Regions from separate parts of the Mus musculus genome. Here region 1 is linked to region 2. The links are chromatin contacts, found by POLR2A ChIA-PET in ENCODE. All regions are on one chromosome and are shown on one strand. Each heading gives the region's core, a stretch centred on a gene start or an enhancer-like site at or near the end of the contact. The rest is flanking DNA. Distances are from core to core; before and after follow the strand shown.

What was found. ChIA-PET counts read pairs that join two places held with the same protein, here RNA polymerase II (POLR2A).
Region 1: POLR2A ChIA-PET joins it to region 2 with 14 read pairs in Patski. The contact joins the promoter of Prcd here to the promoter of Rhbdf2 in region 2. POLR2A ChIA-PET finds 5 or more read pairs at or near these places in 2 of 5 experiments (Patski and embryonic stem cell).

What each region holds. Positions count from the first base shown.
Region 1 is chr11:116,654,865-116,658,637 of GRCm38, forward strand. Prcd (photoreceptor disc component) reads left to right here and starts at 2,244. Exons shown (of 5, transcript NM_001163318.1): 1 at 2,244-2,443; 2 at 2,674-2,742. The coding sequence starts at 2,373.
Region 2 is chr11:116,622,040-116,626,064 of GRCm38, forward strand. Rhbdf2 (rhomboid 5 homolog 2) reads right to left here and starts at 2,181. Exons shown (of 19, transcript NM_001167680.2): 1 at 2,139-2,181.

The DNA of each region.
Region 1 (3,773 bases), core at 994-3,493, 33 kb after region 2:
TGGAGTGAAGTTCCACAGAGAGGCAGTCAGTCAGGTATGATGGAGAGGCTCTGGGGAGCCGGAAGTCCTGAGTAAGGCACCGGACAGTGAAGACATTTGTCACCATCGAGAGTTCAGTTTGAGAACCAGAAGGCAGATCCTTCATCTCCTTCTTAGACTGCTCAGGGAGAGGTGACACTGGGACAGAGGGGAGGAGTGCAGTCTTGAGAGACCCAGAACCCTCACCCTGCCAGCAGTTGCTCAGACCTGGCTGTAGACAGCAGGGACCCTGAGACCACAGAGGGCCTGCCTGGTCCTGACACAGATAAGTGCACTGTCTCTGGTTCTCCTCAAGGCTCCCAGCTCAAGATGAGGAGGAGCCCTGCTGCCCAGGAAGTGAGTGGCTCTCCTCTTCAGCTTGGGTCCCTGTTGATTTAAAATCTTTAAAGGTATTTGCCTCACAAAACTTGATGATCTGAAGAGTTCCGGCCCTAGGACCCACGGGGTGGAAGGAAGAGATTGACTCTTTTTTTTTTTTTTTTTTAAAGATTTATTTATTTATATGTAAGTACACTGTAGCTGTCTTCAGACACTCCAGAAGAGGGCGTCAGATCTTGTTACGGATGGTTGTGAGCCACCATGTGGTTGCTGGGATTTGAACTCCGGACCTTCAGAAGAGCAGTCGGGTGCTCTTACCCACTGTGCCATCTCACCAGCCCGAGATTGACTCTTACAAGCTGTCCTTTCTCACACACACACACACACACACACACACACACACACACACACACACACACACACTAATAACAAAAAAATTTTAAATTTAAAAAACACAGACTTGAAGGTTCAGTCACAGAGGGTTAACAAGAACCTTTATAGGCCCAGCAGGCTGCTCCCTGGAGCTCAGGGTTGGGGTGTCTGATGTTACTCCTGGCCAGGAGACATTACCTCCCACCTTGTTTAGGAAGGAAAACTGAAGGTCCTGGAGAGGTGATGGCCCAGGTGGGTTTAGGTCCCAGCATCACTCAGCCCTTGTCTCAGCCCTGTGTTGCTGACTCAAGCCCTACTGCCCAAGGCAGCTAGTTGCCCAGGAGGTCCAGGTGGGATGTGCAAAGAGTATTTCTATCGATTCTCAACTTCTCCTCTGACTGTTGTATCTCCATAACATAGGATTATATTGGTACAGTAGTCTAGTATATAATTGATAAGCTTATAATTTGTATCTAAATTACATAAGATTGTTATATAAGATAGAATTTATAGTTCTGTCTGTGTGCACACCTCGACTCTGCCTTTTACTGCAAAGGGAGTGTAATTAGGAAAGCTCAGAAGGTGCAGGGGAGGCCTGGTGCACGCGCACGCATGCACACACACACACACACACACACACACACACACGCACACACACACGCACACACACATGTGCACGCACACACTCTCACACACATGCACATACTCTCACACACACGCACACACGTGCTCGAGCACACACACACACACACTCACACACACACACACACACACACACACACACACACACACACGCTCTACTCTCTGGTCCTCCTGGTCCCATCATCCATCTCTTCTCCTCTCTGCCATTCTCTCCTGCCTTGGCTGCGACAGTGCAACTCCCCTGCCTCGCAGCCTCGGTCCCTGAAGACTGGCAAGCTTTCATGTCAGCAGCCCGGCAGAGTTGGCTGAGGGCCCGTCCTTCTCTGGCACCTGCACGTTCAGACACCTCCTGTGATAGCTCACTCTTTCTCTCCCGTATGGGAGACTGAACTTAGGGCCTTGGAACCCCAGGCAAGTACTCTGCTACAGAGTTATCGCCTCAGAGCTCTTTGAGACACTCTCATTAGGTTTCCCAGGCTGGCCTCAGAGCTCTCTGGAGCTCAGCCAGGCTTTGAACTTGAGGTGCTCCTCCCCTCCCCAGTGGCTTACAGGTCTTTGTCACCGGGCCAAGGCCCCAGATCCTCTTTGAAGCTATCCTTGATGCTTCTAAGTCCTCAAGTGCTCTGCAGGTACATTTAACAGTGTATGGAAGTAGCTCACTTAGCTCGATTGCACTACGTGCCTTGATGCCAAAGCCCGGATAGTAGTGAATGTTCTGGGTAGAACATTCTGGAGGGGCACTCAGGGTTACCTGGCATGCCTTGAAGGAGGCTGACTTACTCTGCCACTAGAGGGGAGATCTTGGGCCTGGTGAGTTTAATCTCTCTTCACAAGGTCAGGTCTGCCCACTCCACTAATCAGCTTGAACGTCCTAATCCCTTCCCAGGAACTTCAGGAAACACAGCGGTGGCTTGGGAGAGGTAGGCTGGCCATTGTGGCTCCCCGGCCCTGTGGCCTTCTTCAGCGGAGTTGGTCGTCGGTGGGGATGGGGCAGCTGAGCCATGTGCACCACCCTCTTCCTGTTCAGCTTGGCCATGCTGTGGCGCCGTAGATTTACCAACCGAGTGGAACCGTGAGAAACTGATGGGGCTGTGGATTGGGGTCGTGGGTGGGAGGGACCACCAGGGAGAGTTACAGACAAGCTGGTCTGGAAAGGAATTCAAAGGACACCCTGGAGGGGTCCCTCTTGGAGCTAGTGGTGTGGGTTGGAGCAGCCAGTGCTGTGCTGCTGGACTGTGGTAAAGGGGTGGGGCAGGGGCTGAGCACTGCCTACAGGTTCTCTTGCCTGCTCTTCCCTTCCAGAGAGCCCAGCAGAGTGGACGGGACAGTCGTGGGCAGCGGCTCAGACACAGACCTTCAATCTACCGGCAGGTGAAAGAGAGTCAGGAGTGGGGAAAGTAGTGCTAAGGAAACTATTGGTGTGTGCGCCTGTGTTTGTGTGCGCATGCGCGCACAGGCACTCAAATACCGAGTTCTAGCCCTAGCCCTAGCCCTCACCAGTCACTCCTTGTGTAGTGGGCAGGTTAGGTGGCAGAGGGAGTCCTTGCTCCTCTTTTCTGAACCAATGCTGTGTGGCTTTGCTTCTGTGATGTGAGTGTGGGGCAGTCCCCAGGAGGACCTTCTGTTGGAGGAGCAGGGAGCAGAGGGAGGAGGCAGGAGCCACTCTGGGTCGATTTGCTGCTCTCTTGTCCTTGGCCCTCCTCCTCCTCCTTCCTCTGCCACGGACGGGCTCTGCAGCTCCGTTGCCTGAACCTCCAGCAGGATTCGCTGTCCAGTCCCCAATAGAAGGCGCAGGAGGTGCATGACGTCATCGACACTAAGTGTCATTGGCTGGGCTGCCCCTGCGGGCAGGACGCTGTCTCCAATGGCCTGAAAGTTAACTCTTCCTTAGGTTGCAGCCATGTGGCCTTTGGGGAGGCAAAGTTGTGCATTCTTCCTGACTTTTCCTTCCCTGGTTTTCCAGAGTCTCCACGCCCGTCAAGACACTACAAAAGTGTCAATTTAGTACCTATGTGTAAGGTTATGTCCCGTGGACTCCCTAGCATGGGCAGGATCCCAAGATCAACTCTCACTTTTAGTGAAAACAAAGGGCAAAAAAGATCTCCCGGGCCTTCAGGATTTGGGGCCCACAGGAGGAGGGTGTCCTTACTAACTTGGCTCAAGTCAGTGTGGGCGGGTAAACACATACCATGCCCCCTAAAGCTGGAGTTGTGGACAACAGCTGCACAGCTGCGGAAGCACAGTGGAACTGGGAACTCGTGCTAGCTGTACTCTGGGCTGCATAGTGGTACTCCCGTCTGCATGGCCGTCCTCCCGGCTGCATAGCTGTCCTCCTGGCTACATAGCTGTCCTGGTCCTGGCTGCATAGCCGTCCTCCCGGCTGAGTACTTGATGGGTGCTTT
Region 2 (4,025 bases), core at 931-3,430:
GAAGCTAGAGTTACAGGTTTGGGGTAGGTGGCTTTGAGGAGGTCTGGGTGTTTAACTTTATGACTTCAGAGCCATATACAGTAGTGGTAACTGCTACATTGTAAAGGTCTGGTCTTCTGCTGGGTTTCTGAGACAGGGTCTTGTAGAGCCCAGACTGGCCTCAAACTCACTCTGTTACTGAGGGTGACAAACTCTTGACTCTCCTGCCACTACCTGCCAATGCTGGGACATCAAAGCACACACCACCAAGTCTAGCTACACATCAGGGTTTTATGGTTAAAAAGACCAAAATCAATCAACCAACCAACCAACCCGAGACTCCTGCCCCGCCCCCAGTCCCACCACTCCCTTCTCACCCCACCAGGGCTCTCAAGCAAGAAGTGTCCAAAACTAGACAGGACAAAGGGAGATGGAAATGTTAGTTGCCGGAAGAGAGGATTCTGGCCCTGACCTACCCAGCCAGCAACAGCCTCACCTCCATTCCCAGAAAGCTAAGAGTACAGCCCAGGAGCCCAACTCCGCGGTTTTGGGGGACCCCGTGGGTGGAAAGCTCTTTACCAGCCTCCATCCTTTACTGTCACTCAGCAAATACTACAGCAGGGCCTGAGCTCACCCTGACCAGGATTCCTACCGCCCCAGGGGCAACCCATCCTGTTGGAAGGAAAGAGAGGAGCCACAGGGAATCAGTGGACCCGTTATTCCTTGGATGTTACTTTCCTGGTGTAAATAGCTAGGGGAGTCAGTTCTGTGTTCAGAAGGAAAATTCCAGTTGGTCACATGGCATTCCGCTATCCGGGAGACCTCAGCTCATCCAGCTTTGGGAAACTCCATGGGAACAGAGCTTGGTCCTGCCCTTCCTCCATCCCCAGGGCTACTCTGGCTTACCTTGAGCTTATCCTGTGTCTGAAGCTATCCTGGGTAAAGTACTACAGACCTGTGCTTCGAGAGAGCCACTGTTCCCAGCTTCTCCTCCACAGGGCCAGTGGCCAGCCAGGGCGAAGCCTGCCCACCTATCTCTTTATCTCTCACTGAGATTCGTCCTGGCCCTTCCCAGCCCCTGGAGAAACTTAGGTAGGGAGAGAAATTCACAAGAAGTACCCTAGTGGGCTGGTGGTCATAGGACGGTCACTCAATGTTGACTTTTGAGGGGCCAGATTCTGTACTGTGGGGCAGACCTGTGATGGCCAAGTGTCTCCAGGGATTGTCAAATATCCTTAGCGGGCAAAAGCACCCCTAAGCTGAGAACCACTGCTTGAAACCAAGTTTCATTTTCTTCTCCCTGACTACAATCACAACAGCACAACATAGATGCTGGGGACAGTATTTCACCACAAGATGTCACCCACACTGGAACCCCCAATGCAGCTGGTTGAGAAACAGCAACCGCTCCACCTATGAGGCAATCCCTCAGGTACACCTCACCTTCGCTCTCTATGTCCCGGCCCTACAGACTCGCGGCTCGGTGTTTCCTGGAGTTGAATCAAGGTATGGACCTGGCTTCCCTTCTGCCCTGGGGTTGTGGTAGAGACCTGGGCCCTACAGACCTTTCGCTCCCTAACTTTCAATCCAATGCAGAAACATCAGCTGGGGGCCCAACTCTCCAAACCCCTCGGTCCTTAAGCCAGGACTCCTGAGTACACTTTCTGAGCCGCGGACTACTCTGGCGGTGTGAGCCTTCCCCATCCCCCACCCCCGCACCTGTTACTACCACGGCGGCGAAGCTCCACGCACAAAACGCTGCCCGAGGACTTTGGAAGTTCACCCGGGAGACAGGGGAATATAGTCTTAAGGTCTAAAAGGGATTTCTGGTTGGAGGCGGAGTCGCATGTTCCAACACTGGGCAGTGCCCTCTCTTCCTCTCTGGGCTTTTAAACTTTTGCGCAAACCACGCGCCCAGACATCTGGTGACTGTGCCCCGGGGAACCCCTTTAGGCGTCCTGGTCCCAGCAGAGGCCAAGGATCTGCGGGAGGGATCCAGCGGTCCCGCGGGCACAGAGTCCAGCCTCGGCCTCTAGGGCGCTCTGCGGGGCGCACAGCCCCCGACCTTCCCCGCGGCCGAACGGGGCAGCCCCGTGAATCCCTGGCCACCCGCGGCCTAGCGGACCCGAGCTCCGCCGCACCCAATTCCCCGTGCTCACCTCTCGGAGGCCCCACGTCCCGGGAAGCGGCTGAGAGCAGAGTGGGCAGCGGCGGGGCGGCGGCTACAAGGCTGAGCGCCAGCGCTCCGCCTCTTCCCTACCTGCGCGAGGGCGCAGGGGCGGGGACTGGGTGTGGGCGGGGCCTCATTGAGGCGGGGCTTCTTGGTGTGTGGGCGGTGCTTCGGGGGGCGTGGTCGGCCCGCGGCTTCTGCCTGGGCTTGTAGCTCCTGCTGCTCCACTTATGGCCACATTTAAACACTTGCCTAGCACACAGATCTTAGGTTCGATCTCCAGCAACACACGCGCTCACACGGACACACCCCCATAACAACCAAGCAAAAACCACTCAATTTCCCCTTCTCTTTCTCGTGTGACCTCAGGCTCCTTTGACTCCAGGAGCCTCGACTAGGCTTGCATCCTTTCCAGAATCCCCGATCGATCGCTGCAGCTACATCGTCTAGGAAGCCTTGGCCTTCTCTAGCTGCTGTCTCTCCTTCGTCCATTAGAATGATCTCTCCTCAGGCCTGGCATCCCTTCTAGGCCAGACCGGGTCCTTGCTGGAAGTTGGGTCTTGTCCCCTTAACCACCCCAGGACTAAACACAGAGCAGTTGGAAAGGCAACCGAGGTATATGCTAGTTCTTGGGACTGTCCCTTAGGAAACTGTGAATGTTGCTCTGCACCCAAGGACACAGAGGCTTCTTGCTAAGGCTGAAAGCTGGCTCTCACAGTAACTGGCAATAGATGCAGAGGAAGGCCCTCCACATCTCCGTGTCATGAACAGCCCCCAGGCCCAGGCTTTGGATACTCTAGCCTGGCCAATACTGACCAAGTAACTTGCTTTGTTGGCTGTAATGAGAAATAACTATATATGACTCCAGCTAACAGAGCCGGGGGTTCAAATCCTGATCTGCCATTGACTGCTCCTGTGGTCTTAGATGAATCCCCTAAGCCTCCTCGGTCTCAGCTTTCCCCTCTCTGTGTGGTAGCAGTAACAGGGAGCATTTGTGGGGCCCCTGGCTCTAACTAGCAGCTGCTGTTATCTTTGCTATTATTAGTAGTGGTGACGGCCGGCCCTCCCTCAAGTTTAAGCCACAGGCTTTTATCCTCCTTAGCCCACGTCTCTAGCCACCTTGAGCCCATAGGAGCTGGGCTGTGCCTCCTCATCTCCCTCCTGGACCCAGATATCCCTCCCTTAACTCGGCTCTGGGTGGTGCCATCTTGTGATGTTCTTACCCACTTCCTGGTAGAGTACCACTCTTCATGTTCGCGTACCTAGCCCTGTACGAAGGCCTACATTTATGACACCCTGTCCAACACTCCCATGCTCCCACCTACGAGCACTCGCCGGACCTGTCAGCTCCTGAACAAGAACAGCAGGCCGGAGAAGGGCAGGGGGTGCCACTGATACAGATGCCTAGGGCCTGGGTTAGCCCCTCACTTGGGATTTGATGTGGAAACTTACGGCAGGCAGGAAATGGCAGAGGAACGAACTAGACCTGTACCCCCAGGTCTGGAGTCCCTATCCTCAGCCCCTGCACCAATGGCCTCAGTCTTTCTTTCTGAAGTCCTCGCCCAGCCAGAGAGTATGGAGAGACCACCACCAGGGGGCGCTGCAGCAGAGCTGCTTTCAGAGGTGAGCCAGGTCTCTGGGCTCTTGTTGCTCTTAACCACCCTGCCCCCAGTCTGCCACGTTGGTGGGTTGGGTAGAGCAGAGGTTAAAAGCACTGACTGCTCTTCCAGAGGTCCTGAGTTCAACTCCCAGCAACCACATGGTGGCTCACAACCATCTGTAATGGGATCTGATACCCTCTTCTGGTGTGTCTGACAGCTATAGTGGACTCATATAAATAAAAGAATTTTTAAAATTTATTTTATTTTTTTATTTT